4 separate regions of the Mus musculus genome follow, and all the other regions are linked to region 2. The links are chromatin loops, found by intact Hi-C in ENCODE. Cell type or tissue: heart. All regions are shown on one strand. Region 1 holds the start of Gm32267 (a long non-coding RNA gene). Region 2 has its middle 8.0 kb from the start of Gm19497. Region 3 has its middle 5.0 kb from the start of Chit1. Region 4 has its middle 9.7 kb from the start of Adora1.

Evidence for each region. A loop is a pair of places that touch in the nucleus more often than their neighbours do. Peaks named below come from ENCODE experiments on the same cell type or tissue, not always from the same donor. Only the 100,000 strongest peaks of a DNase experiment are listed, where the experiment ranks them.
Region 1: it touches region 2 in a loop (2.4-fold over the local background); 2 of 42 quality-filtered maps call a loop at or near these places.
Region 3: a loop joins it to region 2, with 6 times the contacts of the local background. A loop is called at or near these places in 38 of 42 quality-filtered maps.
Region 4: it touches region 2 in a loop (3-fold over the local background); 4 of 42 quality-filtered maps call a loop at or near these places.

What each region holds. Positions count from the first base shown.
Region 1 is chr1:134,298,731-134,306,730 of GRCm38, forward strand. It overlaps Ppfia4 (protein tyrosine phosphatase, receptor type, f polypeptide (PTPRF), interacting protein (liprin), alpha 4), which reads right to left. Exons shown (of 29, transcript NM_001374777.1): 25 at 5,557-5,654; 26 at 4,875-5,050; 27 at 1,740-1,808; 28 at 561-738; 29 at 1-98. The coding sequence ends at 49. It overlaps Gm32267 (a long non-coding RNA gene), which reads left to right and starts at 704. Exons shown (of 3, transcript XR_387416.3): 1 at 704-1,482; 2 at 2,713-2,824; 3 at 5,365-5,562. In heart, no CTCF peak of the experiment used is centred here; DNase peaks (open chromatin) are centred at 61, 441, 3,971 and 4,201; H3K4me3 peaks cover 1,040 bases; H3K27ac peaks cover 2,795 bases; H3K27me3 peaks cover 616 bases.
Region 2 is chr1:134,048,988-134,056,987 of GRCm38, forward strand. No RefSeq gene overlaps it. Among named protein-coding and RNA genes, the nearest start is that of Gm19497, 8.0 kb to the right of the region's middle. In heart, no CTCF peak of the experiment used is centred here; DNase peaks (open chromatin) are centred at 4,414 and 6,274; H3K27ac peaks cover 2,082 bases; H3K27me3 peaks cover 517 bases.
Region 3 is chr1:134,102,212-134,110,211 of GRCm38, forward strand. It overlaps the pseudogene Gm8618. Among named protein-coding and RNA genes, the nearest start is that of Chit1, 5.0 kb to the right of the region's middle. In heart, a CTCF peak has its summit at 4,756 (motif pointing left); DNase peaks (open chromatin) are centred at 1,880, 3,360, 4,660 and 5,850; H3K27ac peaks cover 1,395 bases; H3K27me3 peaks cover 421 bases.
Region 4 is chr1:134,241,124-134,249,123 of GRCm38, forward strand. No RefSeq gene overlaps it. Among named protein-coding and RNA genes, the nearest start is that of Adora1, 9.7 kb to the left of the region's middle. In heart, a CTCF peak has its summit at 3,268 (motif pointing left); DNase peaks (open chromatin) are centred at 3,278 and 4,388; H3K4me3 peaks cover 252 bases; H3K27ac peaks cover 2,584 bases; H3K27me3 peaks cover 1,110 bases.

The DNA.
Region 1 (8,000 bases), 250 kb after region 2:
GGGCCGGCTGAGCCTGTGAAACCAGGACACCCGCCCTGGGGGCCGTGGCTAGTCCCGGAAGGCGGAGAGCATGTGTCCGTAGAGATAGTGGGAGTGAGCTATGAGAGAAGAGAGAGACAGGCTCTGTGAGTGGAGGTGGTTCCCGGGGTGGGCAGCAGGTAGGTGCGGCATGCAGCCAAGCACGAAGCGAAGCGGGAAGGGCAAGCCGGGCGATGCTGCAGCGAGGGAGCGGCGGCAGGGCGGTCCGGAGCGGCGGCAGGACGGGGCGAGCACAGCCACAGCCTGGCCCACTTACCCCGAGCCGGGGGCGCACCCCCGTCAGACCCGGGGCGGGAGGGTGGGGGGGGTCAGCAGGAGTAGGTCCGGACCGTAGAGGGCTCCAGTCTCTGCGCCCCCGCCGTCCCGGCTGGCAGGAGTCGGCAGCGGCGGGAGAACACACAGAGCGCGGGTTAGTGCGCGCCCCACCGCAGCGTTAGTGCAGCTCAGCCTCGGCCTCGCCCCTCTCCAGCCCGCTCGGCTCCAGGGTGCGGGGAGGAACCCATTACCAGCATGGCACTCACCTTCCGGCATGATCTTCTTAGGCGGGGCAGGTGGAGGCTGCAGCGGACCCAGCGTGGACACACGGAAGCCCGCCGGGAGGGTCTCCGCTGAGGTGCCCAACATGCCACCGCTATGGTGATCCCGAGGCCGGAAGCGTTTCCTCCAGGAGGGTGCTCGGCGGAACACCTTCTCTTCTCCCTGCACCAAGGGGCATATTGGAGTTGCCAGCCCAGTCCCTAAAGCTCTAAGGGGTACTACTTCTGAACTCCCCCTCTCTAGACCTTAGTGGTTTTGCGTGTAGGATAGATGGAGGCTGAAGATGATTTCAAGGGATCTCAAAGATCCAGCAGGAGGTTCCTCTCTCCTATCAGGTCTGGGCCAGCAGTGAACTCCATTGCTCTACCCACCCCAACCTCCCCAAACTGAGCTCAGACAGCCCACTGCTTTCCTAACATGTTTTTCTTTCCAGACTCTCTCCGGAAAGTCATGGGTCAGCCCCAGCACTGCTCTCCTGTCCTGCTGGGTCCTCAATATAAAATACTACCCAGGTTGCTAGAAAAGCAGTACCTGGGATGAAGACTTCTGGGATGCCCTTCTTGGTTCCTGCCACATTACTAGCAACATGACAGCTCCGGGCTTCAGTTTTCTTATCTTCAAAGTGTAAATTCCAACATCTGTCTAACCTATTTATTTCTCACGCTGCCTATCCCAGTGAGACCAGAACATACGGACAATGATAAGTCAGGTGGCCAGAGACAGGCTTCTCCAGAGGATACAGAGAGCAACCCTCACTATCTGCTCCCCATCAATGCCAACCTCCAAAATCACCTCTGCAGTGGGCTCCCAGAGCCTGAATCCCACAGGCTGCCCAACACTCCCCAGAGCCGCAGCTCACTGTCTTCCAGCCTGTGTTTTCAGAACTGCACAGGCCCCACGACACAGGTAGAGTGAGCAGGAACACGGCCACTGACCCCTGTTCTTGTCTCAATGACTCCTATCTCAGTCCCTCAGACTTCTCCACAGCAGACCACTTCTACCCAACCACAGACCTCCTCCTCCTCACAGCTTCCATTCTCTGGCTCTTCTGGCTCTCCTCCATTAGGCCAGCCACCACTCAGCCCTGGGGCAGGAGCTCTCATGACCCTCTAATCAAACAGCCAACAACAGCCAAGGCTCTGAATTCATATCCAGGTACTCACGTCATCCAATTTCCTGTCTGTGCCCAAGGCCAACAGGTTATTGAACTCTCTCTCCATCACTTGGCGGGCCTGAAACCCATAGGGTGAGAGGGAGAGAGAGGAGCTCTAGTTAACGATGCTATCTTACTCTTTTAAAATTTACATTAATTCAGTTTTTATATTATCACACATTATTCAGTGTGTATGTGTCTTTGCAAGCATATCTGCAACTATGCACTTCCTAGGTTGGAGAACAATCACAAAAGTTGCTTCTCTCTTTATGTAGGTCTCAGGGATGAAACTTAAGTCATCAGGCTTGGTGGCAAGTGCTTTAACTTGTTAAGCCAGCTTACCAGCCTCATCTTTTTCTTTTCTTTTCTATTTTACATGGGGTTTGGGGGAGGTACGTACACCACAGTAAATGCATGGGATCAGAGAATAACACACAAGAATTGGTGCTCTCCTACCATGTGGATTCTGGGGACTGAACTCACATTGTGATTGTGGCAAGCACCTTAATCACTGAGCCACCTCAGCATCCTCCTCATGGCATCTTTCAGCTGTTTCCCAGTGTCTAAGGGCAGAGACAGGGCAGGGGTCTAGTGTACTTAACCACTGGAAAGCTCACACATCTTCCCAAGGCTCCTGCTTCCAGCAAATCACTAAGAGTGCCCTACTAAAAGCCAAACTGCTAACCTTGGCATTCCTTCATAGAGGGCAAATTGGAGGGAAATATATTTTTAAAAATTGATCATGGAGCACACGAAGAGACAGGCTTTAGGTATTGGGAGGGGGGAACTATTTTCACTAACTGGACTCGGGGAGTTATCAATAACAAGAAAGAAAGAGGACTGGAACATGGGAGGGAGGCACTTGTGGAAACTGGAAAGAGGCTAAAGTAGACAAAAATGTTCAAAATAAATTATACAAATATATGCAAATATATGAGCAGATAAAAATTATTATTTTAAAAGCCTACATTTTGTCTCTAAAGGAGAAGTCATGGCTTGCTACCCTTTGGTGGGGGCAGAAGCAAGAGAGGCAAGCATGCACAGCACAGGAAACAAGCCTTCCTAGGAGGAAGGAAACCAACCTATCTCTGTCAGGTGGGTCAATTACAAACTTGAACTAAAAGAAGCCCAGTGGAGGATAGCGGGAGCCCTGAGCTGAGAGGCATGCACACATTTTTCTAGACTCCTTAAAATTACTGATTAGGGAAACTTCCAGAGTGGGTAGAGAGGTGGCTCAGCGGTTAAGGGTACTTGCTGCTCTCGCAGAGGGCCTGGGTTCAGTTCCTATCACCTAAAGCAGTCGGCTGACAACGGCCTATAACTCTAGTTCCAGGGAACCAGAAGCCTTCTCCTGGCCTCTGCAACACCAGCATACATATGATACACCTACATACATACATGCAGGCACCCACACATACACACACATATGCATATACACACATAAAATACAAAAGAAAGCAAGAAAAAAATAGAGGTCTTCAAAACTTTCTGTCACCAGATATTCTCAAGGTTGTTCATGGAGGCTTCCATACTGGGTCAGCTGGGTGATGGAGGCGCACACCTCTAATCCCAGGACCCCAGGAGGCAGAGGCAGGTGGATCTCTGAGTTTGAGGCCAACCTGGTCTACAGAGTGAGTTCCAGGACGGCCAGAGCTACATAGAGAAACCCTGTCTCAAAAAACAAAGAAGAAGAAGAAAAAGAGGAGGAAGAGGAGGAGAGATGAGGAAGGAAAGAAAAGAAAGAAGAAATATGCATTCTGATTTAGGAAGCAAAGAAAGAGAAAGTCCACTCCTGGGGGAAAATATCAACCACAGAGTTCTACAGGAATAGTGTTTGTCAGAAATGGCAATGTTATGTCTTACAAATGATCTAAAAAAAATATTTCAAATATCTTCTGAATAGTGAGGGTTAAATAGTTAGATCTCAACTGCAGAAGCCCTTCTGAGGGCGCTGGCGGGCAGGAAACCTGCAAATGGAGTTAGAGGTAGGCAAGTATAGGGAAATTGCATTTGGAAAAAATCCAAACTTTTACTGGAAAAGAAAGGTTCCAAGCTATGCGTTCTGACTGGTCAATAGGGGTCACAGCAAACAGTCTGCAAACACATTGGCCCTGTGGGCTGCCACTGTCCCCGAAGGCCAACACACCATCCAGAACCAAGAGACAACACAGCCCCACCCTCCCTCAAGCCAAAAAGTGTCTGCTCCCAGAATAGCCAGCACAGCTAGTGGCTGGGTTTCAAAAGCGATCTGACAGCTGCAAACAGTTCAGACAAGGGCAGCTAAAATGATCAGGGGCAGCAGCGAGACTGCACTAGGGAAGGCTAAAGGAATTAAGACCGGTCTGTCTGGAGAGACAAAGGCTTGGGCCCAGAGCAATATAATCAGAGTTTATGAAATTCACAGTTCTTACAAAAGGAGAAGCTGGTCAAATACAGAAAACCTCATCAACCGGAACTGTAGGGAAGAGGCGGGCCTTTCCCCAGGGGGAGCCTGCCAGAGGCATATTTAGGACAACTAAAATCAGGAAGTACTTAACACAACTGTGAGTACAGCTAGGATCCATTACCCACAGGAAGTCAGAGGGGCCAAAAATATAAATAGGGTCAAGAGAATTTAGATCTATCCTTGGGTAGCAGTTACAACAATAATTATGAAATGTAATTGAAGGAGACGTCTAATCTTTTGAGCTGCTGACAGGGAGACAAAGGCCTGCTGCGGAGAGTCTCTGGGCTGTGCTTACTGGTAATATTTAGTCTGCTGAAGCCTAGGGGCCCAGAAGCAGATCCCCAGGCTAGCAAACAAAAGAGATACAGGCTCTCAGGTCCCTGTGAGGCCTGAGGCTGTTTTTTCCCTGTGGAACGTTGGGCCGGAGAAGCAATTTAAGGAAAAGGAAAGTCACAAGCTTTGGCTATAAAATTGGCTTGGGAAGAGCTGAAGCAAACCCAGAGCTGGGTAAAGAAAAATATCTTACAAGGACCACTAAGGACACAGCTCGCCCTGGAGACACACACACACACACACACACACACACACACGGGAGGGATGGGGAAGGTGGTGACTGACTGAAGGGCTACACACACACACACACACACACACACACACACACACGAGGGGTGGGGAAGGTGGTGACTGACTGAGGGCTACCTGGGTGCTCTGTGTGGGGATCTGCAGAACCAAGGCCAGTGTGTTGTGGTCGAAGTTTTCATCCAGGGCCAGCAGGGCGCCATGCACACCACTCTCGTGTAGGTTTCCTGCATAGTCCCTTAGCCCTATAGACTGGACCCAGTGAACCACCTGGTCATTGGTCCAGACCAGCACATCTGGAGGACAGAGGAAGAAACAGACAAAAAGGAAGCATGCTGGCCCAGGCTCTTCACGGTGTAGAAATAAAATTTCCTAGACGCAGAGCCTCAGCCCATCCCTCACTTCCCACATCTTTCTGTCCTCCATGGCATCTGGGCTCCTTGAGCCAGCTCCACCTCACTGCATCTCCCAGAAGTCCCCGCATGGGCCATCCCCACCCCACCTCCACCCCCACTCCCCAACCCAAGGCCAAAGTGGCCTTGTTTTTTCAATTTTCAGAGTCTTACGTAAAACCTGCCTCTCTCTCACTCAATTCTCCCTCTCCCCCCAGATCATCAATTTCTACGAGCACACCAGTCCACAGCACCATCAGAGGGGTCGCATCTGTCTGCTTGGTGGCCCGTCTGAGGGAAGGGGAGCCACATGTGAGCACACATGGAATATATCTACTTTGTCACACAGGCTAACGTGAGTCTTCCCTGAGGCTCGCTGGAGCCCAGGCTGAGGGTGACGGCAACCTTACCCTTGATCTCATGCTGGCTCTCTTCCCGCCTCTTTTCCAGTTCCTTCCGGTCATAATTCAGCCTCTTCAGACACATGATGCCATACTGAAGACTGGTTCTGCAGACACACAGCACCTGAGCCAGGGCTTCAGTGTGGCTGCACTCCTGCCCATGGGGCCCCAATTCTGTACCAGCCATAGTGGGTACAGTGCACGCAGGCCCACTGCATGCACCACAGAGGATACTCCAGTCCCCCGCTTCCCCCGCCCTACCCCCGTGCTCCTGCTGCCATGGCTTGTACCTGATCTGAGGTCTGCTTGCATGCCCCACTTCAGCCAGGAAGGGCCTGTGCAGGCTAATTTTGACAGTCACCTTGGTAACTAACCTAGGTTAGTCAAAGGCACCTCTGCATTGTCTTCAAGGGCATTTCCAGGGGTGGTTAAGGGAGGTGGCGAGACCCATCCTGAGTATGGACGGCTCCATCCCACGGAGACCAGATGGAATGAAAGGGGAGGGCACAGCCTAAGGGCCCAGACATTCTCTCTGCTTTCCCCTTCACAACGAAGGGCTCAAAGAAGAAGCGAAAATCAATGCTTCCTCCTAAGCTGTGGCCTGACTGGTGGGAGGGCTTTGGATGACACGGACATGTCCCTTCTTCACAGGCGCTGAAGTAATAAAAATCATTGCCACTCACAAGTCAAAGGAAAGAGAAATCCAAGACACTCCGTATTACCGTTTTCCTCAGCCTTTTCTATAGCCTGTACATTGCCAACGGACTTGTTCCCTTTCCCGCCCAACTTGTTCTCTCTGCTGACATCACGCTGTCCCTCAAACACGGAAAGCTTCTGAGACCTGGGTGTCCCAGATCTTTGCACTGGTTGCTACGTCTGCCCAGAACATCCCACCCCCAATTTTCCAAATGGTGCAAGCCTGTAATCCAAGGCTCTTTCTTCACCTTTAAGTCTTTGCTCAGTCAGCAGGCTCCCACTACAGCACCACCTCCGCGCCACAGTAACTCCCACAGTAACTTGGTCTCATTTTCTCCTAGTTCCTTAACTGTCTTGTCTCACCAAGTCAGAATGTCCCCTTCCTGGGGACGGGACTGTTTAACTCACAGTCACAGATCTCTAGAGTGTCCTAGGTGCTCTGTAAGTGCTTAATGAGAAAATGAGGCAATTCTCCTAACTTATTAACTATACTAAGAGAGCAGCAGGCCGTGATAAGCAGAGAATGAACAGAGGACCTTGGGTTAGAAGGAGAACCATGGCCCTTAGTCCAAGCCTCTCCAAATCTAGGACTCACCCTACAGCACTTCCACAGTGCTGGCTGAGCAACAGTGTAACCCCTCCATGGCTGGGCAGGGGGACAAATTTACAGGGGGACAAATGTAAGGGTTCTGCCTTGAAAGGACCTCTTTCACCTTCTGGACTTGTCCCTCACACTGAGAAACGAAACAGAAGTCTTCTCCTAACTCCAACCCCTTTGAGATTAAATTATACAGGCTACTCGCAAAGCTCTTCTGCCTGGAACACTCACAGCTCAGAGATACATTTCTCGGCTGCCTGTATTGATGGCTCAAGCGGCTGTCTTAAGCTCTGGATGTCAAAGGCACATACAGCCCCTGCTGGGAAATGCCCCATACATTAGTCTCACTGTAATCTTTTACACAGTTCCTATGACTTTCACAGCTATTGTACAACATAGCAAAGCTATAAAGCCCTTGAAGTTAGGTCAAGATGGGTTTGAAAGCCAGCCCCGGCACAGCCTACCAGAGGGCAGCCGGCATCTGTAAGATGGAACCCCGCCTCTCTTTAAGGGTTGTACTGGGGATTAAAATTGACAATGAATGGAAGGGCCCAGGACATCTCAGGGACTCAAAAGGAGGACCACTGTTAGGAGGGTAGGTGTGACTGATGTGGGACAAGGATCTATAACAGTAGAACCCCACTCAATGGAGTATCCCGAGCCAAGAAGCACTGGGTGAGACGTGAAAAGATGAAAAAGATTAGCCGTCCAGCTGAGTGAGCAGACAGAAACAACCTGTCCTGGATTTGCTACCTCCGTTAGTAAATGCCCCTTCCTCGTCATAAAAATAATGGCTCCAAAACTGCCTTGGTGCAAGCCTGTAATCCAAGCTATTCCGTAGGCTAATGCAAGAGGACTCTCAAGTTCAAGTGTGATTACAGAATCAGTTCAAGACCAGACAACTTAGTGAGACCCTGTCTTAAAATACAAAACTGGCGGGGAGACCAGGCGCAGAGGCACATGCCTAGAAGTGGAGGCAGGAGGATCATGGTTATTATTACTATATAGAAAGTTTACAGCCATCCTAGGCTATATGAGACCTTGTTTCAAAAAAGGGAGGGGTACCTGGGATTATAACTCAGTGTTGGCATGTGTGATGGTTTGTATATTCTTGGGCCAGGGAGTGGCACCATTTGGAGGTGTGACCTGGTTGGAGTAG
Region 2 (8,000 bases):
ACTTGGTTCTGGAAGAAGTAAACCTGAGAGGGAGTCGCCTACCTACTCTCTGCTCCTCTCAGAACGGGTCTCTTGAAACCCTTCTGGTGCCAAGTGCCAGGCTAAACACTTAACATTGCCTTGAAATGATGGAAGCTGCACGTGTGGCTTCCAGTCAGGGAAAAAGGGAAGCGGCTGAGATGAATATACGCCAAATTCTGACTGCCCCAACTCCAGAGTGAGCTGACGATGCCCTGGAGAGTATTCTATGATGGAATGTGGAGATGTGCGAGTCTTGAAGATCTGGCACCAGGGGGGGTGCTGGAGAAGGGGGAGGGGAAGGGACACTTATGGAGGGGTCTGCCCAAACCACAACTGCCTTTCAATTTTGACTGTTAGCAACTCAGCTACGTCAACTGTACTAATTCTTTGGGATTGCTTCTACAGATGCCCTATAGAAGCAACTTAAGAGAGGGAGGATTTAGTGTGCCTCTTGGTTTCATGGGCTCTCACTCTACCACGGGAGGGAGAAACTCAGTTCATGGCACAGAGTGTGTGGCGAAAGGCTGTTCACATCACAGCAGACCAGGAAGCAGAGAGCAACGCAGGAAGCAATATGTCGTTCAAAGGCACACTCCTAGGACCTGCCTCTGCCTAGGCTCTACGTCCTGATGGTTCCATAGCTTCCCAAAGCAGCACCGCCAGCTGCAGAACAAGTATTCAAATGGGAGCCTGAGAAGGACAATCCCAACCAGCACAGCCCGCCCCAGCCTCCAGAGCCCACCCCCAGCCTCTAGAGCCCACCCCCAGCCTCCAGAGGTTTTCGGGCTTCTCACATGTTTTAACCCAATTTCAAAAGCCTTTAAAAAATATATAATTATATATTTTATATATAATCATATTATATATAATAAGTATATATTTATGAGTGTGTGTGTGTGTGTGTGTGTGTGTGTGTATGGTTTCTCTGTGTAGCCCTGACTATCCTAGTACTCACTCTGTAGACCAGGCTGGCCTGGCATCTCAGAGATCCACCTGCCTCTGCCACTGAGTGCTGAGGTGTGTGCCATCCCCTGCTCAACTCGAACTTCAAGAGTCTTAACAATCCCAAGACCTTTCAGAAGACCAAAGTTCAAAGACTCTCCTGGGACTCAAGACAACCTTCTAGCCATGAGGCCCTGTGAGTGAAAAGGATGCTGCCCGGTTTCAGTCTATAGTCCAGGGGGAACATCCTGTTCCTAAAAGAGGAATGGGGATGTAAGGGGAGAACTGGAACTAAGGCAAAACCAACTCCCAGCAGGGGGAATGTCAACTCCTGTAGCTGCATGCCCAGCATTTAGGACAGCATACATGATGTGATTTCCAATGGACTTTAGCTGCCCTGGCCATAGTCCTTATAATGCTTGCAGTGCATACGGTCTCTTTATTTGAGTCATGCTCCTTAGAAAGTCTATGTTCCTGGCATCTGCAGCATCACAGGGTCTCCATTGCAGCTCAGACTTTCTCTCCATTGCTTCGTGCCTAGACATCCAGACCTCTTCCACAGCATAACTACATGTCGCCTGGCCACACAGACTTTTCTCTGGAACCTTGCAGGAAACCTCCATCACCCCAAAACTCTTGCATTCTTCATACCTAGAAAACTAGCATGGTGTATACAATGCCGAGTTCTACTGCTGGCCTGAGTGGTAGCTGGGCTTCCTTGGATTATGGCTACAGAGGTCTCTGAGTGCCTAGGCAGCTGAACCCAGGAAAAGCTGCCCTTAGGCACACCCTTGTGAGTAGGGCACCCCATTGGCATGCTCTCTTTAAAGAAGTCTTTCAAATGAGTTTGCAGTTTTACACCCTGAATCCTGTTTGAAGTCTCACTAATTCTGCAGCGCCCTGAGGAACCGTCCTATTGTCTTAGTACAAAGTGCCCAGTTTCCTCTACTGTTGTTGTTAACAGTTAGTTTCTTTATCTATAACCTTAAACAGCCATGGCTAAACTATGTGCTTCTTGCATCCTTCTGCTCTGAAATTATTTTTAATCCTGATTTTCACTGTAAACCGTCCCCAAAGCAGCCAGCCATGCCACAGCCCGTATGCTATCTTGATATTTCCTCCACCGAATTATCTATTACATTTCACCTTAGCCTCACTTCAAATTTCAGAACATGGGAAAAATATACATAAAACCTTTGCCATCCTTTAATGCAAATGGCTTCTAGTCCAAATTCCTTGAGTCCCTGTTCACATTCAAAACCTCAAGAGAGCTGAGCATGATGGCACACGCCTTCAATCTCAGCACTCGAGAGGAAGTGTCAGGCACATCACTGTGAGTTCCAGCCCAGCCTTGTCTACACAGTAAGTTCCAGGACAGCCAGGGCTATAGAGACTCTGTTTAAAAAACAAAACCAGCCAACCAAACCTCATGAACCAGACCTGCACTGTTTGTCTTTGCATTGGCACGGGGTGGGGGTGGAGGTCTACTGACCCCCACCAGAGTCACCCACCAAGGTATCACTAGGGGTTCTTTAGTCTGCATCTCCAAACCCCTGCAAACGCTCCCTGCAATCCAGTCTGAAAGATCTATGCACCACACGGTCAGACTTAATCCTAACAGTGTCCCCTTTTCCCTGACACTAATGTGCAGGGTTAGGTACCTTCCCTTGTTGCGTTGGCACCTGAAAGACTTAAGAAAAGAACGATTTGAGCCGGGCGTGGTGGCGCACGCCTTTAATCCCAGCACTTGGGAGGCAGAGGCAGGCAGATTTCTGAGTTCGAGGCCAGCCTGGTCTACAAAGTGAGTTCCAGGACAGCCAGAGCTACACAGAGAAACCCTGTCTCAAAAAACCAAAAAAAAAAAAAAAAAAAAAAAAAAAAAAAAAAAAAGAACGATTTGGTTCAGGGTTTCAGTCCATCCATTCAGGGCAGTAGCAGGGTATGGAAGGAGCTGTTCACAGAGCAGCAGACCAAGGAGCAGAGGGCAGGGTAGGAACCAGGCGCTGCGTATAACCTTCAAAGCTCCACCCTAAATGACCTGCTTCTGCCAGCTAGATGGTCCCTTCTAAAGGTTCCACAAGCATCCCAGAATAGTAGTACCAGGTGAGGGGCAAGTATTTATAGAATGAGTCTGTGGAGGCCATTTTAGACTTAGAATATAATGCCAACTAAGACAGGTAAAGAGAACAAGGAAAGCCACACTTCCCTCAGTTTGACACTCAATCCATCCTGCTTGCGGTTTTTCAACTAAAATTCCCTCTTTGCTATTAAACGTGTGGTGGGGGCTGCGCGGGGGGGGGGGGGGGGCTTTCTTACCGTGACATTCATTGGATAACAACAGAAACAACAGCCCAAAGGCCAGACGTTACAAACTGAGAAAGAGCTGGCAAGATGAGCACAGGTCTGGCTGGGATGCTGAGGGCTATGAAGTGGGACACAGTAGTCTAGAGGGGGGCAGTGATCGGGCCATGGACAACACCCAAATATGGAAGGAAGCTTCAGATATGCTAGGCAACAGAAAATGGCCGGACCACAGAGAGCATTTGAAGCAACGAGGCAGGATGCCATGCAGGAATCAAATCACCTACTGTCTGGAGTGAGAGTTTGGTTTCTTAAAAATCCAGCTATGCCGGGCGTGGTGGCGCACGCCTTTAATCCCAGCACTCGGGAGGCAGAGGCAGGCAGATTTCTGAATTTGAGGCCAGCCTGGTCTACAAAGTGAGTTCCAGGATAGCCAGGGCTATACAGAGAAACCCTGTCTCGAAAAACCAAAACAACAACAAAAAATCCCAGCTATGTTATGGGAACATGTTTCTGTTTTAATCCCAGGTGTGGGGTAGGAGGCTGCTTCAGATTACCCACAGCAGCAGACTATTTGCCTCGTGATCCAGGAGCGGTGTGGGGGGGGGGGGGGGTGATTCCTGCTAGCTGCAGATAGTTTCATTCTGGGGATTCTAGAATGCCAGAGCCACCAGAGGGGCCAGGAGCTCTGAAGATGGGGTGGGGGAGGGGGAGGAAGCTGTTGCTGCTGCTGCTGCTGCTGATGATGGTGGTCATGGTGGTGGTGGTGGTGGTGGTGGTGGTGGTGGTGGTGGTAGTGGTGGTGGTGGTGGTTGATGGTAGTTCCTGGTTGCTGTTTTTGCAGTTTAACAAGAAGTTTGAGATATCCTGATAAGATGAAGATTTGACTTGCCCCAAGGAACTATGCTCCTATCCAGCAGGAACTAGCATAAACAAGCTATGCCCCCTTTCTTCTCTAACCTACCTGGTGTTGAGATGTTGGAAGGGATTGGAGTGGAGAAGGGTGATAGATATAAAAATCCAATAAAATAGACTAAAAACAAATATGCCTACACTGCCTGAATTTTCTCTTTCAGACTCAAGTAGCCAAATACTTTAACTACCACCATACGAAGGGCAGCTCTCTGTAGCCACGCTGTTTTGCCTTTGGCCACAAGGGGCAGTATCGCACTTTACATGGTTCGACTCCAGACCCTTTCAAAGGCTTCCATGGCTGCCAGCTATCTCCCATGTGTGTTCTAATTCAGCGGTTCTCAGTTAGGTCCCTTAACAGCAGCAAAATGACAGTTGCAACTTGGTAATGAAATAGCAACGAAATAATGCTAGGGCTGGGGGTCACCACAACATGAGGAACTGCATTAAAGGGTCACAGCTTTAGAAAGGTTGAGAAACACTGTCAACAGAAGACCCAGTGTCCCCAGTAGCCTTTTGTGCAGGCAAAAGCAAGTAAGGTCTGTGGGCCTCAGCTCAGAATCTTGTTCTGTTTTGAGACAGTCTCGTTATGTTACCCAGACCAGCCTTGAACTCCCGGCTTGAATGACCCTCTTACCTCACCGTCCTAAGTAGGTAGGATTACAGGAACCACTATTCCCAGCTTTTCAGAGTACTTGTTTGATTGTCTGGTTTGAACAGCATCTTAAATGCAGTCCAGGATAGTTCCATAATTAAACAAATTAGTGTGATATCAAAATGTAAGCCATAAAATTTACATATAATGCATATATTTCTTCATTACTACAATTTACAAAACTCACCTAGAGGCCTATTGACTAAAGTTAACTTCAAATATTTGCTGAGTGCAAAAGGCATGTTGAGGTCTTTTCAATAAATGCAGTGTAATATAAAAATATCTGTGATCTCAAGCCATGTGTTACAGCACACATCCATAGTCCAAGCCCTCGGGAGATAATAGCATGATGGTCAGGAGAGCAAGGCTAGCCTCGGAGTTCAAGGCAAGCCTGGGCTACATGAGAGCCAGTCTCAAAAGAGCAAAACTCAAATCCAGGATTTTCAGTTCAAGGGGAGGACCCTTGAGTGCTTCTGTGTTTGTTGCTTGAGTTGTTCTGTGTTGTTTCTGTGTTGTAGCACAGAAATGAAGGCTGTGTTAAAGTCTGATTAGCTACGTGAAGCTCTGTCTTCTGATGCAAATGCACAGACCTTATCTGGGGGGTTCAGGAAAAGCAGAGACTCCGAGCACAGGAGAGATGCTGGAAGAAAGCACCAGGCAGGGACTGTTCCTCTCCGTGGGCACAGCTCAATCCCTTGACAAACTGGCGATGCGATGCACACAGCAGCCCCTGAGTAAGGTAAGAACCTTGAAGCTGCTGCGCTTCAACTGGGAAAGAGCCAGAGAGCTCTCAGGGTCTTTGCTATGGAGTCAGGTAGGGACTCAGAGTCATTTTTGTCTTAACAATGTAAAAGATAGTGCTCATTCTAAAACTCACAAGGCAGTTTGATAGAAGTACCAAGTAAAGTATATGGATAAAATCTTATTTTTTATTTCTCCTGCTTCTCCTCCTCCTCTTCTTCTTCCTCCTCCTGTATGATGAGGACCAGTGTGACCAAGGAAGCAATAGGAGTGGCCTGAGCGTTCTTTATTTCCTGACTAAGCCACTCATTCTACTATGCACCCAGGTGCTGATGCCACCCACAGCTGAAATGTCATCAGGAAACTAATGGTCCCATGTGGACCTCAAACTTTCCCAGAAGGTTCCACCTCAGTCATCCAGATAGGAGCTAATAAATGTGACTTCAGCCACCAGTTGAGACCCTAGGTATCTCAAGCCCCCAAATCGTGTTCACACGGAGCCAATACATTGCTCAATTATGCAGCCGCACAAGCTTTCTCTCCTGAAAACTAGTTCATGCCCTGGGGACAAAGCCCACAAGAGGAGCAAGAAGGACTACTCTGCAGACAGAGCCAAGGCTTTGCTGTAGCACGGCCCTGGGAGCAGAGGAAGGGAGACTACAGGCAAATGGCTCGGAAGGACAAAGGGCCCAGCAACCACACCCAGCCACCCTGGGCCCCAACAGGAATTGCGAACGCGGAAGACAAACAAGCTGTTTCCACCTAAGTCTGGGCTGCTGGGCACACGGCATGGACAAAGGGCACAATTACACTGGAAAATGGGTCGGAGTCCCTGACTGGAGCAAGGAGGAAAACTGAATGGCAAGTGTTGAATCTCCGTAGGTCCACAGAGGATCAACAACAGCTTTGGACTTGTAGTCTATCTCAACCCCGCCTCTCCTTCCCAGCTGTCCTGTTGAGCCTTGGGTCTTGATGAGATTAGATTCTAGAGACAGGCTGAGAAAACAGAGGAGTGCCATGGGCTTCAGGCTTGGCCAGCAGTTTTAGGAGGAGATGGGAGCCAGATAAGAGCCATAATAGCTGGGTACTCAGAAGGTGGAACTAAAGATGTTGCATATCAAGAACCAGAAAGCCCAAGTCCCCAAGCAGAACGGAGCATATCAGGGCTCAGGGCACACAGCTCCCTGCCTAATGATAAAAGTAATTCAGGAGCAGAGGACTTCTGACAACATGGACGTGGATCCTGTGCAACCCAGCCGCAAGGTCACCGTGTCCATGAAGATCATGGTCCCGCCCCCAACTGTCTGGGCCCATGCATTGGTCAGCTGTGCTGAGAACTGTGCCCAGCTTCTGTGTGGAGTCTGGCTACTGTTGCCTTTACCTTCCACCTTCACCAGGACAGGTTCCAGGAAGCCTTTGCTTTCTCACGTCACTAACTCTGAGGTCTAGATCAGTCTGGCAAGACCCAGTCCCATACCGGTGCTCCAGCAGCATCAGGGATTGCCAAGGGAGCAGCTGCTGCCGATCTCACATCAATGAGTAGGAGCTGTCTCTGTCTCTCATGGTGGGACATCTCCATAATAAAGAAAAGGCTCAGATGCTGAGCAGCCAAACACATGGCAGATAATTTTTTTTCCAGGAAATCTCTGGATGGGGGTTGCGAGGTGCCACCCAAAGGGCTGAGTAAGAGACACCACCAGGATGTAGAGAATCCATATGGGTGTGGGGAGCTGTCACCTACAAATTCCTGCCTCCTTGAAGTGCAGAGACGATTGCCTCTGGTGGGAACTGTGCACTGCTTTGAGGCTGATTTCAAACACTCATCAGTGTTCATCTCCCACGGCTGGCCTGACAAAGCCTCAACAAATAAGGTGGTCTAGCAATGTTTAGAATTTATCTACTCTGTTGTTTATCCTGGAGGCCAGAAGTACACAATGTGCTTGCAGAGCTGTGCTTTTTCTGGAGGTCTTGGAATCCATCTCCTTTGCCTCTTCCGGTTCCCAGCAGGTCCTGGCAGTGCTTGGTTTGCAGCTCTTCTCCTGTCTCCATCTCCATCTAGAATCTTCTCTTTGTCCCTCTGGTAATCTCTGCTAAGACACGGGGCACAGCTTCAAGGAGCTCCCTGATTCAGGATGCTCTCATCCAAGGCTTTCGGTAATTACATTTGCAAAGACAGTGTCTCCGATGAGCTCATGCTCTAATGGTCTGGGTGACTGTGGGCACGGAGTCAGGTCTTATGCAGCCCATGATACCATCCCACAAGAACTTTCCTAAGGAGGGCTGAAAGATCTTTGTGGGGGATTTTATATGTATGTTCCTACAGTTTGAGCACCACAAACCCAGGCTACCTTCTGCTAGCTGACAAGAAAAAAAAAAACGATAAAGTGGGCATTCTATAACCGAATGCCGCCCCCCTTTGGGTTGGTGT
Region 3 (8,000 bases), 53 kb after region 2:
CTGCTATGATGGGGAGCAAATGGTTAATTTCATCTTAAACTTCCCAAGTCACAATCTATCACTGAGGGAAGTCAGGGTAGGAAGTAAAGCAGGAAACTGGAGGTAGAAATGGAAGTGAAGATTACGGAGAAACAGTGCTTCCTGGCTTTCTCTTTGGCTTGCTCAGCCTTCTTTCTTGTACTGACTGCTCCAACCATTTGCCTAGGGGTGACACCACCCACAGTGGGCTTGGCCTCTCACATTAATCATTAATCAAGAAGATACCCTACAAGCTCACCTACAGACAATCAGATAGAAACGTTTTCTTAATTGAAGGACCTCTTCCCAAATAACTTTAGCTTGTGTCAAGTTGACAAAAAAACTAGCCAACATCAAAGGCTAAGGTGAAAGAATATGGCAGAGAAAAGGGATAGGCAATATCAAATGGGTGTTGTTTGTTTCTTCCTTTCTTTTTAAGAGGGTCTCACTATGTAGCTCTGCCTGTCCTGGAACTCACTCTTTAGACCACCAAGCTGGCCTTGAACTCATAAAGATCTACCTGCCTGTCTCTTCCAAGTACTAGGATTAAAGGTATCTGCCACTATGCTTGGCTCAGGGGTGAGTTTAGTCTGGGTAGGCAGAGACCATCTCATGAACTCAAGACTCTAAGTAGGAAGGCAGAAGGATTCTAATAAGAAGCATTCAGTGGAAAGACATCAGGCCAGAACAGTGTGGCTGGAGATGGAAGAACAAGAGAGGAAAATCACAAAGCAGGGCCATGTGAAGACACAGGCGTTTTCTCTCAGTGTGTGAAGGAGTCACAACACATGACATATTCTTAAGGGATCGTGTCTGACAGCTGTGATGGGAACAGATGAAGTGGGACAAGGGTGAAGACAGACAGAGATCAGGGAGGTATCGGTAAACAGTGGTAGTATAGACAGTGACTTGAGTTGGGCTGTTGTTGAACAGGAATCAGGAGCCCACTGCTATTTTGAAAGGGAACCCCACAGGATAGTGTGTGTCCATGAGACCCATGGCATGCAGTCTCTTAATCATGTAAGGGTCACTTTGATGTCCCACTTTGCACATTGGAAAACTCACATTTTGGAGAGCTTGAGAAAAATCACTTAGCTAGCAAATTCCATAACTAGGCCTGGCTTAAGCCAAATCTTCTGCTGAGAACAGCCTGGAGTACCCCCCCCCCAACACACACACACACACACACACACACACACACACACACCTGCTCCTGTGCACAACAGCTCTGTGTCACTGGGCTGTACATAGGTAGGAGCACAAGACGAGTAAGGTCCAGTTTTTGACCCTGAAAAGCATGGTTTGGAGAAGGAGATCCAGGTAATGAAAAATAATATTAGGTAAACAGATGGGGCCTTAGAGATGATGAAGAGACAGGCCACATGCCCACGGTGGGGAGGAGAGAGAAGACATTTGGAAGGATGTACCAAGTGGAGATGGAGTAGGCTTTGCACAAGATAAGATTTGGGCAAACATCCCTGGATGGCCCAGCCACTCAGAGGGGTGAACCCAGCATTTGGGTTGGAAAGAACATGGGCAGGCCTGGAGCCAGCAGTCAGAGGCCAGGGAGCCACTACAGGTTCTGAAGGTACAATGGGGTGGGGATGGGAGAGTGTGAGGTGTCAGGCCTGAGTTTCCCAAAGAACTCTCCTTCCGTGGAGGGCAGACACGAGGGCAGAGAGGCCCCTTTCCCTGTAGACAATGCCCTTCCCAGAAGATCTTCTATAACAGAGAGAGTGAGCGCATGCTTCCAGGAAATACACAGTGCTCTCCCCCAGCTTGTGTGCATGTGTGTGATGGTCTATAAATACATTCAGACAGGCTTTGGCTGGAGTCTCTGCACCCTGAGGGCATTGACTCTGGCTCTGGCTCTGGCTCTGGCTCTGCCTCTGCCTCTGCCTCTGCCTCTTGGCTCCTGAGCTGCCTTTGTCGCAGCAGCAATAGCATTACCCAGAAGGCTATGGGGGAGGCGGGCAGGAATGTAATTGTCATATCCTGGGCCCACTTAGGACATCCAAGCAAACATTTCACTTTAAGAGCCTGTTAAGGATAAGCTGACTCCACAGTGGGTTGGGAGGGGAACCCTAGCCAGTGGTCCCAGGTCCATTCTGGGTAGAGATAGAGAAGGAGGGCAGGGTGACTTTACCATGTCTGATTCCATGAACCTTTATCCTTTGAATCCTAGTAGTGGAAGGAAAGAGACAGACAGACACAAAGACATTGAATTTTTCTTTTTACACTGAGGAGTGGTGGTGACTGGTGAAATGGTTCAGCAGGTCAAGTTGTGTATTGCAAGCCTCATGGCTTGCATTCAATCCCAGCTGATTTCTATAGGTTGTTCTCTGACCTCCATAAACTCAGTTTGACACTGGAAGACCTGCATGCACACACACACACACACACACACACACACACACACACACACCATCATAATCACCATTTAATTACAAATATGTGTCTGTGTACATGTGCATACATGCTGCCTCCCAGGCACAGGCATGCCTCATGCTTGCGCTGTAATCCTCTCTTGCTATGGCTATGGCATGCCCAGCTACTTGTCAGGCTAAGGTAAGAGAATGGCTTAAGCCCTGGGGTTGGAGGCTAGCCTGAGCAACATGGTGAGGCTTGCCATTTCTCCCGCAATTGTCTCTGCAACTGCATGGCTAGAGAGCTGCAGCCAACAGATTTGGAACTCAGAACTCACAGTCCTAGAGTGCACCAAGGTCACACACAGTAGGGTGCTGTCGCAGGCACTGGCTTTGGAAGCCTATCTTCTTGGATGACAGCACATCAGGAAAGGTGTGTGGTGAAGGCTGAGAGGCATCTTCAGATCTTCTCCACGCCTTTGACATCCTCTGAGGACACTGTGCCCAGTGGGCGCTTCATCGTGGGGAGAGGAGAGGAGAGGAGAGGAGAGGAGAGGAGAGGAGAGGAGAGGAGAGGAGAGGAGAGGAGAGGAGAGGAGAGGAGCACTCAGGAAAGCAGAAGTGGTCTGCGGCAGGGACTAGCATTGACCAGGATCTGCTTGGAGACAGTGACTGTAAACCTGCCATCTGGGGACATGGAAACCACCTAGTACCTGCCAACGATGAGAGCCACGATGATTTGGACACTGTGCTCTCAGGGCTGTTCAACGCATATCCTCTCTTTTGTTCTGTCAAGGTGTCTGAAGTGTTTAGTGACTGATGTCTCCATCAATCAGGGAAAGAAGGTGGGGGCTTGAGCAGCTGCTGTGTGCGCAGTGCTGAGGACTTAGATGCGGCAGAGTTAAGGCACCTTTCCCCGATCTCCCACACACATCACACACCTCTCATGTGTGAAGTGACCCTCCTGGAAGCCCTTCCCTCTGCCTTGCTGGGCCTCCCTGGGAAGAATGGATGCCCTAAGCTGACAAATGCCCAGCACCCCAGGCTATGATGTAGGACAGGGTGTAGTCTCAGGGTTTCATCCCCAGCACCCAGCCTGTGTGCACACACTTATACACTCTCCCTACACCAGCCTTTTAGACATATTTGCACACTCACCACACGGGATTACAGTAGCAGTCTGTTGTACACCTGTCTCCTGCATATGTGGTTGCCTGAGAGCCAAGCCTGTAGATGTTAGCCAGGTAGTGTAATCTGAAGGTGGAAACAAAACAAGCTACAGAGTTATTAAGCCAAGACCCGACCTGCTGTTCCTCAGGAAGTTGGGACAGCAGAGGGAGGGGCAGAGGCCACTTAAGGAACTAGTTTAGGCTCGACCTGAGAATTTAAATCTACAGGTGTGGGCAGTGCACTGGTTGTTTACACAAGTTTCTCTGAGCTCACCTTTCTGCTCTTCCTTGCAAAATCAGTTTATGTTCAAAATTATGGCAAACTGTAAAGCCCTGAATTATCAGGCCTACCATGTGAGCCACCAGACCCTGAAGGACAGGAGTAATAGTGTAGCCATCTCCTGTCACCTGCTTGGACACAGGGTAAAGGGTGAAGGTCTGGGTTACATCACCTCCTCTGGAGGCCACTGGACTGATCCTCTCCAACACCTGACCCTGGTCAGGACTTCCTCCAGGGCTTTTCTTCCACAGGGTTATGGTTCAATGACCTCTTGTTCTATAGGTTCCTGCCCATGCCCCATTTTGAAGAGGAATTCAAGATGACCCTTCCGTCAGTGTCCAGGGAGAGGGGATGGGTTCAGGAGGGGCAAAAAAGCAGTGGAGAGGGGCCTGGTCAACCTTTCTTGCCTGCCTCTCAGATTATGCCCATCCTAGATGAATGTCCCTCATGGGAATCATTCATAGATCCCTCTCCTGCAGAAGGTATCTGCGCACATGTTCTCTGTCTCTGCAGAAGGGGACCTGGCCCTGACTCCACAGTTCCCTTCTCCAAGATTTGGGATCATCCTGGTGGTCACAGCCAGAGTCCAGGATTTAGGCTGACTCCCCTGCACACAGACAGGGTTATACATGCACACACACACACACACACACACACACACACACACACACACAGAGAGAGAGAGAGAGAGAGAGAGAGAGAGAGAGAGACTCCCAATCACAAACACTCTCAGAGGAAGTCAGAGTGGGAAATAGTGATTGTCTTTATAAATAAACATCCAGGCTCAGTTCAGACTTCTTGGAACGACAGGTTCCTTTTCTGGGCTGAGTCACACCTGGCCTGGAGCGTACCTATTCAGACAGGTCCCTCCCCATCAAGTGCCGCTTGGGACCAAAATGGAGGTCTTCCTCCCCCTGCTGGTCACTTTGAGAACATACCCCAAGATGGGCCCATTAAAAGCTGGGAAAAGTCTCACTCTATGGAGAAGATGAAGGATGTAGGCGCCCAGTGATCTCTTTCTTTTTATTTTAGGAGGCAACAGTGAGTTCTGCCCATCCTTCCAAAGTTAGGCGTCCTCTCTCTGCTGTATGAAAGAGATGCTGGTGTTCAAAGTGCTCACAGAGAGTTACAGGCAGCTCATGTGTCAGCCTCCTTCCAGATCTTGCCCTATCAGCCAACACTCCTCTTTTCATTTAAAAGTTATCATCATCACCATCACCATCACCATCATCATCACCTCCACCACTACCACCACCAACACCACTATTATTTATTTGTTTGCACATATCTGTGAGGACCAGAAGACAACACTTGGAGCCAATTCTCTCTTCTCACCATGGACCCTGGGAATTCATCTCAAGTTTTCAGGCTTGGTAAGCAAATGCCTTCAAGTTCAGGTTACTCACCGAACCATAGCCCTACTCCCCGGCACTTTTCATTTTAGTTTATTTACAGTGTACGTGTTTGTATGTGTGCGCTCACATAAACATAACACAGTGGAAGGGCGAGGGGTCAGAGAAAACTTTGGTTCTCTACTTCCGTCGTGCGGGTCCCAAAGTCCTTTCTGCCATGTGGGCCCCAAGTATCAAACTCGTCATCAGGTTACCTTAGGCATCTTTATCTACTAAACCATCTCACTTGCACCAACTCCCTTCTTAATTCCACCCCATCCCGGCCAGCTCTGAACCATTTCCCTATTCCAATCCCATTCTGCCAGGAACAGCTGAGGTGAGCAGACATCGATCATTGCTGACTGACTACTCATGAGGTGGGTGGAGACAGGAATCCACAGAAAAAGCCCCTAACAGACCAAGGGCCTGTAGGGGGTACTTAAGTCTGGGACAAGAGGTTGTGACATCTCTCCCATGAAGAAGCTTCCATCCAAGGGCAGTGGGGTTGGGGGGCACCCCAGATGACCAGGGAGCACTGAAGTGCATATCACATACCCAGGGCATGGCTGGAGGTCACGTAGAATCTCCTCAGAGAGCGTGGGCCAGGCCTGTCTTTACCAGGGGACTCCTGGGCACCTTCCCTCTGTGCTCAGCATGCCCAGGGCCATGAGGCCGCTCGTGTCTCACACAGTCGGGACAGAGCACACGTGCTGCTTTTCATGGGACTGGCTGTTTGGTCTCTGCTCGCTGGACCTTCATCATCAGTAAGTGCTTTGACTGAGTTAGGGGCTGGCTCTCCCCACTCCTATCTAGTCCTGGCTACCTGCAGCATGGGCTCCAAGTTGGGACGTCATATTACCTCTCCAGGGACCTTTGTAGGCTGTGTGTCTGCTGGAGTGAGTGACACGCAATCCTCAAGGCTCCTGTTGTCACCTAGGAGAGGGTTTCTTTTGGTCACCTTTCCTCCTTGGTTCTCTCGTATAGTCAAGAGCCACCCTAGAATAGATCAACCTGACACCCAGGGAACCCGGGGAAGATGCAGCCCAGTGATTACAGGACAAGGATCTGAAGCCATTGCCTGGGACCCGGGTCCCACTTCAGCAGATCAGTGTTATTTTGGGCAGCCAGAGCTCCATCTCTGAACCTCTGTTTCCCGACATATTGTCAGTCAGGAAAATAGTCCTTACGGCCTAGCGTTGTATAGAAACCGAATGCATCAGCACAGTGACATGGAGGAATGTGAGTACTATGTCAAAAACCAGGGTCCATAAAGGATAAACAGGATATTTTGCCAGAGTCTTAATTTTATCAGAGAGGGGGAGGGGCTCCCTTTGGAAGTAAACCAGAAAAATGTACAACTTCAAATAAATGTTGAAGAAGATATGACCTAAGAAAGATTTCTGGGCTCTACTCTAAACTTGTGAACAAGGATTGTCTGGCCAAAGGTTGATGTCTGCCTCTGGAAATCTTTAATAGACGCATGTGAGACTCTGATGCCCACCAAGAGCCGGCTCTGAGCCGAGAGTGCACAATATACTCCACTCTCGGCTTCTGCCCCTGGCTGGCTTTCAGATGCCTGAGACCCTTCTGAGAGCATCTCAGCACAGTGGATTCACCAGGGTAGCCTGCCTCAGGATCTGTTAAGTAGACTTAGTTACAGGTCCTTATAAGGGGTGGAGGGTATCTGTTCTCTAGATTCCCAATCAGCCCTCATAAGAAGTTTCTAGAGCCGGGCGTGGTGGCACACACCTTTAATCCCAGCACTTGGGAGGCAGAGGCAGGCAGATTTCTGAGTTGGAGGCCAGCCTGGTCTACAATGTGAGTTCCAGGACAGCCAGGGCTACACAGAGAAACCCTGTCTAGAAAAAAACAAACAAACAAACAAAAACAAAAAACAAAAAAGCTTTCTCTTAGGCCCGTGGCGCCCGCAAGATGGGCAAGTGTCGTGGTCTCCGAACTGCCCGGAAGCTCCGCAGTCACCGACAGGACCAGAAGTGGCATGATAGACAGTACAAGAAAGCCCACTTGGGCACAGCCCTGAAGGCCAATCCGTTTGGGGGCGCCTCTCATGCAAAGGGAATTGTGCTGGAAAAAGTAGGGGTTGAGGTCAAACAGCCAAATTCTGCCATCAGGAAGCGCGTCAGGGTGCAGCTCATTAAAAACGGCAAGAAGATCACAGCGTTCGTGCCCAATGATGGCTGCCTGAACTTCATTGAGGAAAATGATGAAGTTCCGGTTGCTGGATTTGGTCGAAAAGGTCATGCTGTAGGTGATGTTCCTGGAGTCCGCTTTAAGGTGGTTAAAGTAGCCAATGTTTCTCTGTTGGCTCTATACAAAGGCAAGAAAGAACGGCCAAGATCATAAAATTTGACAATGGAAACATAGGAATAAATTTTCATATTCTGAAAAAAAAAAGTTTCTAGCTGATTCTGGGAGTCTGGTGGGGTTAAAAGTAAGAGTATGACGATGGGAATGGTCATGGTGGCTCAAGAGAAGTCATCGCACATCCCAGACTATCTGGGTTTGGAAGAAGAGGGGCTGGGGGTGAGTGAGGGTGGGTGGGTGGGTGGAGGTGGGTGTTGTGTATGTATGTTCCAGACTCCACTACGTACTGTACGTACTGTGCTTCTGAGGCTCCAGTTAACAGTCTTCTCATGGTAAGATACATACATCTTCCAGTATTCCCCACCACACACACACACACACACACACACACACACACACACACACACAAAACCCTGGAGGACTACATTTCCCAGACTTCCATCCACTTAGG
Region 4 (8,000 bases), 190 kb after region 2:
GGGAGCAAGGAGGCTGGCCCGTATATCCCGCCCACCCACAGGAGGAAATCAGAAGGGAAAGCAGCCAGAAGGGAAGAGACACTTCAGGAAGAGTTGTTCTGAGTGGCCTCAGGAAGGGAAGCCATCATCTTGTGTGACAGGAAGGGAACGGAGGCCTGGAAGAATCCTGGTAGGAGGGGGTGGGTGGCTGAGGGTCTCTCCCAGGTTAAAGCTGCCGCAGGTAGCTAAGGGTGGAAGCCGTGGGTGCAAACTCGTCTCTGAAGGAGCTTGGCAGGCGAAAGAACAAAAGATGGATGGTTAGCTGCAGGAGAAGGAGGTCACAAAGAGGTTGGTTTTAGCTGGGGGAAGATCTGAGCATGCTCACAGCTTCAGTGAAGAAGGCAGCGGCAAGAAGAGATGAATCAGAGGGAGAGATGCTGAGCCCAGGGCAGGCTCTCCACACTACCTCTGCAAGCCCATGGGGACCTAAGCAGATACTGACAGCTCACCGGACTCAGCACTGTGCCTGACGCTCTACCTGCTCACAGACCTGGAAATCCCTGACTTTCCCCCATTCCCTAGGCCCCCGGTCCTTTGTTGAGTGTTTCCGGGATGCTCCCAGGCTTTTGTCTGAAGCGCACCTCTATTGATACGTAGCCAATAATTTGTCAACAACATTTCATGTCAATAAAAACTTGGTCTTGCCCCCGTTCTTGCTCCTCCTCCTCCTCTGGTGGCCAAAGCCCAGCCTGCACCACAGTCCTGTTCACCAGGTGCCAGTCATGGATTTCTTGGCTTCCCTGACTCTCTGTGTACCCAGAGGGGTCCTTCTGGAAGACTCACTGACCCTCCACCAGTCAAAAGAAAACAGACTGGCCCCACCACTGACAGACAAATGCCACCCTGGATAGCCCACTGTATGCTGAACAGCACAGCTTCCTGGACTCAACACCACCTGCAAGAAGTCAGGAAAAGGACTCTGCCTCCTCTCCCCTTCACTGGGCAGAAGGGGAAATCGAGGCAGGGAGGGATTTATGTGACTTCTGTTAGATGCTAGCTAGGCTGGCTTCCCAATTCTCTCCATGGCCCCCTCCTTTCCCACCCATCCATCGCTGCCCTTTGATAAGAAGAGGCCCTCCAGCACATCATGGAGAGCGGGCCCTCAGAATGTGGAAGGAGGGAGACAGGCTAAGGTTTTCACAGCAGTGTTACTCAAAATAGCTTCAGAGCAGAAACAAGCCAAATGTTCACCAACTAGAGTTACCAGAATACATTCAGGACATCCAGTTTAAAAACTGTTAACAGCTTTATTGGGAAATGGTTTATATAGTAGAAAGTTCACTCATTTAAAGTGTACAGGCCTCAGTTCTGAGACTGTATTTACAGAATTGTGCAACCATCAGCACCGTTTCTGTCTAGAACATTTTCATCATCTCCCTCTAAAAACCCTGTGCCCGTTAGCAACTACTACTCCCCCTCCCCAGCCCCAGGCAACACAAATCTTTGGGGGAGGGGGCAGGATTGAGACAGATTCTCACTGTATAACCCAGGCTAGCCTCAAGCTTGTGGTTCAACTCTTATGAATAGTTAAGATTAAAGGGCTGGGCAGTTCAGTGATAAACTGTTCCTTCTATAGAATTGCCTGTTGTGGATGCTCCTCAGTGGTCCTTTGTGACAGCTTCCTTTGAATACCTTAATGTTTCAAGGTCCATCTGAGTTGTAGCATGTATCAGTTCTCTCCTCCTCCTCCTCCTCTTCCTACTCCTCCTCCTCTTCCTCCTTCTCTTCCCCCTCCTCTTCCTCTTCCTCCACCTCCCCTTCTTCCTCCTCTTCCTCATTCTCCTCTTCTTCCTTCTCTTCTTCCTCCTTTTCCTCCTCCTCTTCTTCCTCCTTTTCCTCCTCTTCTTATTCCTCCTTTCCCCCCTCCTCCTCCTTCTCCTCCTCTTCTTCCACCTCCCCTTCTTCCTCTTCTTCCTCATCCTACTCTTCCTCCTCTTCCTCCTCCCCTTCCTCCTCCTCTTCTTCTTCCTCCTTTTCCTCCTCTTCTTCCTCCTCCTTTTCCCCTTCCTCCTCCTCCTCCTCCTCCTCTTATTCCTCATGCTCCTCCTTCAATTATTTGGAGGTCAGAGGGATAACTTCTGGGAGTCAGTTCTCTCCTTCCACCATGGTTTCTGAGGCTATAACTCAAAGTCATCAGGCTTCATGTGAAACTCCTTTAACCACCAGGCCATCTCATTAGCTCAATGCTTAGTTTCAATGGCTGGAGAAGACTTCATTTCATGGACAGTTCACATTTTGATTACCCAGTCTTCAGTATACACACACACACACACACACACACACACACATCAGAGCTCAGGGGACAGAAAAGCAATAGTAGCGATGAGCATAGTCACCTCACAGTGGTGCCTTAGTGTGGTGCCACGTGTACCAGTCTGAGGCACGAGGGCTGAAGACACTGAAGCCAGCAAAGTTTTCATCCTGTTAAGCTGAGCACCAACTGGGGTGGGGTTTGCTCAGCTGGGGCCCTGGGGCTGTGAGCCTGTCAGAAGGCCTACCACACACATTTTCATAGGCTGTGTTCCTCTCCAGCGGGCATGGAAGTCAGGCGTGCAGACACTGAGCCTCCTTCCTCACTCTGTGGAGTCCAAACCGGTCACACAGGCTCATTCCCTCTGCCTAGCCTGGCGCCCATTCCTGATCTTAAGCACAACTCTAAATGCCATTCTACAGACACTCCCTTCAAATCCACCTCACCTCAGTCCTGAACCTGGAAGAAATTCACACCCTGAGCAGGGCCACTTGCCTAAGGCCGGAAAAGAGAGATGACCTGAGAAAGATGGTCTGTGGCTGGGCAGACCATCGGTCCCCTCTATGGACCCACAGACCAGAAATTAACTCCTATTCCTAAAAGCCAGTCACTCGACCTGGTCGCTCGTGCTAGGGACAGAGGGGTCTTTCGATGTCTAGACGTCTTCATTTTCCCCTCCCCAGTACCCAGGGTGTCACTTGCAAGGCAAGCCCTCCACCACTGAGCTGTTTCGATCACCCCAAAGTTGGACAACCTCATCACACAGGGCCGGCGCGGCTCCCGGAGCAGACGGTCCAGAATGAGATTCAAGACAGCAGAACCACGTTATCTTTGTGGGTTCTTTAGCCCCTCGTGGCATCGCGGGTGACATGGCAATAATTCTCCCTTTTTGCAGCCTACAGAGGCTGAGGGAGGGCAGAGAGGCTACAGATCAACGTTCAGTGCCCTTGTCTGGAGCTCGGGGTCCCCCTGCTGGCGCACTGGAGCCTGGGCGGGGCTTTGAGCCGAAGGGCGGACACAATCAGGTGACAACTCTGGGGAACGTGGCGAATGAGGTGGAGCTGCTGGAACTCAGCTGGAAGGCCCAGGGGACCAGCCCTAGGAATGTCCAACAAATATGCCACCCCGATGGCGACTTTGGTCTCCTGGTGCCCAATCCAAATCCTTTGTTACCAGCCCCGCTGCTTCTTATGTTTGCAGGCAAAATCTCCTGAACATGCCCGAAGAGCATGTGTTGGGAGCCCTCCCTGCTCTGGGGAAATCTTCAAAGACGGGGTTCCCAGCACCGTCTGCTTCCGGCCAGCCTGCCTCAGGAGTGGTTCATCGCAGACCTTCCACCTCCAGTACTTCTGGGAACACCATGCGTCTGGGCACAGAACCCTAGGTCACCCAATTCTCCTCAAAGGCCTCCAGGGCCTAGTAAATTTGGCTCAAATGTCCCTAACTGGGAATGTGACCAGGAAGCCTCAGTTTTGCCGTCTATAAAATGCAAACTATCGACTTTTCTATGTGTGTGGCTGGGAGGATTTGGTGGTATTGTGAAGTTGGTCGCACTTGAGCATTTGACACACACCCCTAAGCACTGATGTTTGCATAGCTTTTTGGCCCTTCCCACCCTAACATGTAACTAATGGCAGGTAGGAGTTGTCCACGAGGAGTAGGGCACCGCCCTGCCACGTGTTTGAGATTTTCCCCACCTAGCCAACTCCTTGCTCTTCCACCCAGTCTACAACAGGAGGGGTGGCAGCTGTTTCCCTCGGCTGCCCAGTCTCTGACCCAGCCAAAGGCTGGCACAGCTGCTGGGGTGGCCCAAATGCTACACAAAGGACAGCTGGGGCTGAAGGAGGACAAAGATGGGCACCCTGCCTGATCAATGTGTTCCCTCACCCCGCAGCCCTCTAGACCTTTCGTAGCAGCCTGGGACCTCTGACCTCACTCTTGCCACAGCTGTGGGGAGGGGGCTGTCCTCTTGCACCCCTCTCCTTGTCCTCTGCTCTCTGGGCCTCCACCCCCCCCTTTCCCCTGTTCCCTCTGTCGCCCACATGCTGCCCAGCTGTCCCTGTCCCTGTGCTGGGCACTCCGCCCACCTGTAGCCCTCATGAATCGCCAGTGTTCACACTCTGACCCCTCAGCCTCCACCTGTTCCCCTCGGTCTGGGCGTCAGGGCTGTGTGGCCCCATCTGTTGTCCTCCGTCTAGGACTTAGGGCAAAGACTCCATTGCAAAGCTCCTAGCTCCCACCTGCCTAGGGTGGGTAGGAAGGCTCGGCTGAGAGACAGGATCTAATCCGGTGACTTCATCTTCTTTCTTCTCTGCCCAGGCCACCAACAATGTTCCAAACAACCTAGAACCTTCCCACCTGAAGAAAGTGAACAGCCCGCTCACTGCAGAAGGACCTTTGCATCTTTAAACACATTCTAATCTCATTTCTGTGGCAAGGCGCTTTAACAATGTACAATGGCAAACAGAAAAACAAGGCGTTGGGAAATTGCATGTATATGCGTGTGTGCATGTGTGTGCGCGCGCGCACTTGTGACTAAGTTATCTCCCAGCCAAGAAATCAAATTCTTTCTGTATCGTCTTTCTACCTTTTTTTTTTGGACAGGTACTCATGTTGCCCAGGCTGGCCTTGAACTCCTGATTATCTCTCAGCCTCCCAAGTGCTGGGATTGCAGATGTGTACCAGCAGTCCTGGACTGACTATACTTTTCTTGACAGTGAAGCCACTACAGTTCAGCTCAAATTCCCTTACCAATTCCCTACCCAGACCCTTCTGAGCACAGAGGGACCACCGTGAACGCTTTGGGGTATTTCCAAGCATTTGCCATATTTTGTACCACTTACATGCATAAGTTATATACACATATACATTATGGCACTCACAGGCTTGTGCAGGTATTGGCTTTTATTGTTCTTGAGGAAGTTGTAACCTACAAGTATTCTGCAAATGAGTTTGTTGTAAAAAACAAACAAAAAACAAAAAACAGACAAAAACAACAGCAATCACCCTACCTGGGCCAGTAAAATGACTCAGTGGATAAAATCACCTGCTGCCAAGCCGGACAGCCTGAGTTCAGTCCTCAAGCCCAGCATGGTGGAAAGAGAATTGACTCCTGAAAGTGATCCTCTGACCTCCACAAGAGCACGTGTGAGTGCACTTGCACACACGCGCGCACACACACACACCCACGTAACTGTAACCTTTATTTGCCTGATGTAATTGTCATCTCTGAGGCTTACTGCTTCACTCCGCTAACCAAGGCCCAGTTTCTAGCTTCTGCATAATCTTATCTAGGCCTAAAACGTTTTCAGCCTCTGAGACTCACTGCTGAGTTAGCTCACCCTTTCCTAATTCTTTCTGAGCTCTAACTGGCTGATTCAACTCAGCTATTCTGGCTTAAACTCCTCTCCCAGCTGACGTATTCAATCTGGCTCTCAGCCTCTGAATTGCTCTGCTTGGCCTCAAGCTAACTCTAGAAATCTGTTCTAAGTTCCCCTTCTCTGGCTTGTTCTGTCTTCACCTTCTTCTAGCTTGTTCTATCTTCAACCTGTCTCTGTTAAGCTCTCCCAGTAAACCTGCCTCCATCTCCCTTCGGGCTGCTTGTCTCTCCCTCTCAACTCCACTGCACTGCTCTCCACGAACTCTCCTGTATTCTTGTGCTGCACTCTCATCCTCCTGTCCCGGCTATCTCTCCCTTAAGTAGCTTCCCTTTCCTCTCTCTTCTCATGAGAATTGGATGGACACATCCTATTCTGTCGAATTTTTCGTCACTTTGTCTGCCACTCGATTAGACATCACTTTCAAACATGGGGGCTTCCTTCTACAAACTAACTTTACCTTGATTGTTTTGGATTAACAGTCAATACTAAGGGTATTCCAGCCAGAGGGACTAAAGGTATATGCTAAGGGCTGAGCCACACCCTAAAGAGAATCAGGTACAAATATCATTTAACTTACGCACACATGCACATACATACACACCAACAAATAAATGAATGTAAAAACAGATTTTATTTGTTTTTTCTTCTTCTTTTCTTTTCTTTCTTTCTTTTTTTTTTTTTTTTTTTTTTTTTTTTTTTTTTTTTTTTTTTGAGACAGGGTTTCTCTGTATAGCCCTGGCTGTCCTGGAACTCACTTTGTAGATCAGGCTGGCCTCGAACTCAGAAATCCGCCTGCCTCTGCCTCCCGAGTGCTGGGATTAAAGGCATGTGCAACTACGCCCGGCTCAAAAACAGATTTCAAAAGTCTGCCTGCCTACATCAGTGCATGCAGCTCTGCAGTCTCTTCAGATTCCACGTCCTCTCTCAGAACTGACAATGGCATTGGGCAGCATTTTGTTAGCCTCTCCTATTGACAGCCATTTACCCTATCGCTTGTGTCTCTATATCAAGTCTGAGCCATCTACAATCTAGTCCTTCCGGGTCCTACCTGGCGCTGTGTTTCTACTCCCTGAAAAGAAAAGGGGCTGCCATTTATACTGTTTCAGGATCATAAACATCCTCAGAGCATTTTAAAAAATAAAATTTTAATCACTCTCTTCCAAAATCTTGTAGCCTGGTGGGATGATTGCTCTTTCCACACAGAAGGGGACAAAGAGATTTGAAAAAAGAAAAGGGGGTGAGGGGTGGGGGAGTAAAGAGGAGGAAGAAGAAAAAGGAAGTAGAGAATATGCTTCATAAACTGGGCATTGTGGTGTAGGCCTTTAATCCAGTACTTAGGAGGCAGAGGCAGGCAGATCTCTGTGAGTTTGTTTGAGGCCAGCCTGATCTACAGAGTGAGACCCTAACTCAAAAACAAAACAACAAACAAGAACAAAAGAAGAATAGAAGGGGGAGAAAGAGGAGGAGGAGAAGGAGAAGAAGAAGGAGAAGGAGAAGTTTCATTATACCAGCACTGTCTGCCAGAAAGGAAACAGTTAAGTGAAACTTGGTGCGTCCACTCCGTGAAATATTATGGGATCATTAATTAAACTGATCATTATGAAGACTGTAGGAGCATGGAAAATGTCTCTATATTAAATTTTAAGACAGACTACAAAATTAAAATTCTGTTATGGTTACAAGTATGCAATAGGATGTATGCATACAAAGATAGGAGGGACAAAAATGGGATAGGTAAATGCACCCAGACTGGTTGGGCTCCTTGGTAGAATCCCTGGTGCATGGATACTGTTGTTTATTACAGATACAGTTGATTAACTGCTACAATCTGCCCATGTAACAGATGGCGAATATTTAAGTGAAATAGCAGTGGAAAGAAGAGAAGGGAAGGAAAGTGAGTAGAGGGTAGGGCAGGCTAGTGCTATGTCAACTTGATACAAGGTATAGTCATCAGAGAGGAAAGAGCATTAGTTGAGAAAATGCTACCTTAAAACTGAGCTATGTGCAAACCTGTAGGGCATTTTCTTAGTGATTGATGGTGCGGTGCTGCCCACTATGATCTCTATAAGAGACCATAACTCCTGATCTCTATAAGAGGCCAGTGTCTTGGGTTCTATAAGAAAGCAGGCTGATCAAGCCATGGGGAACAAGATAGTAAGCAGCACCCCTCTATAGCCTCTGCATCAGCTCCTGCCTCCAGGTCCCTGCCTTGTGTGACTTTTGGCCCTGACTTCCTTTGATGATGAACAGTGATGTGGAAGTGTAAGCCAAATAAACCCTTTCCTCCCCAAATAACTTTGACCATGGTGCTTTGTCACAGCAATAGCAAC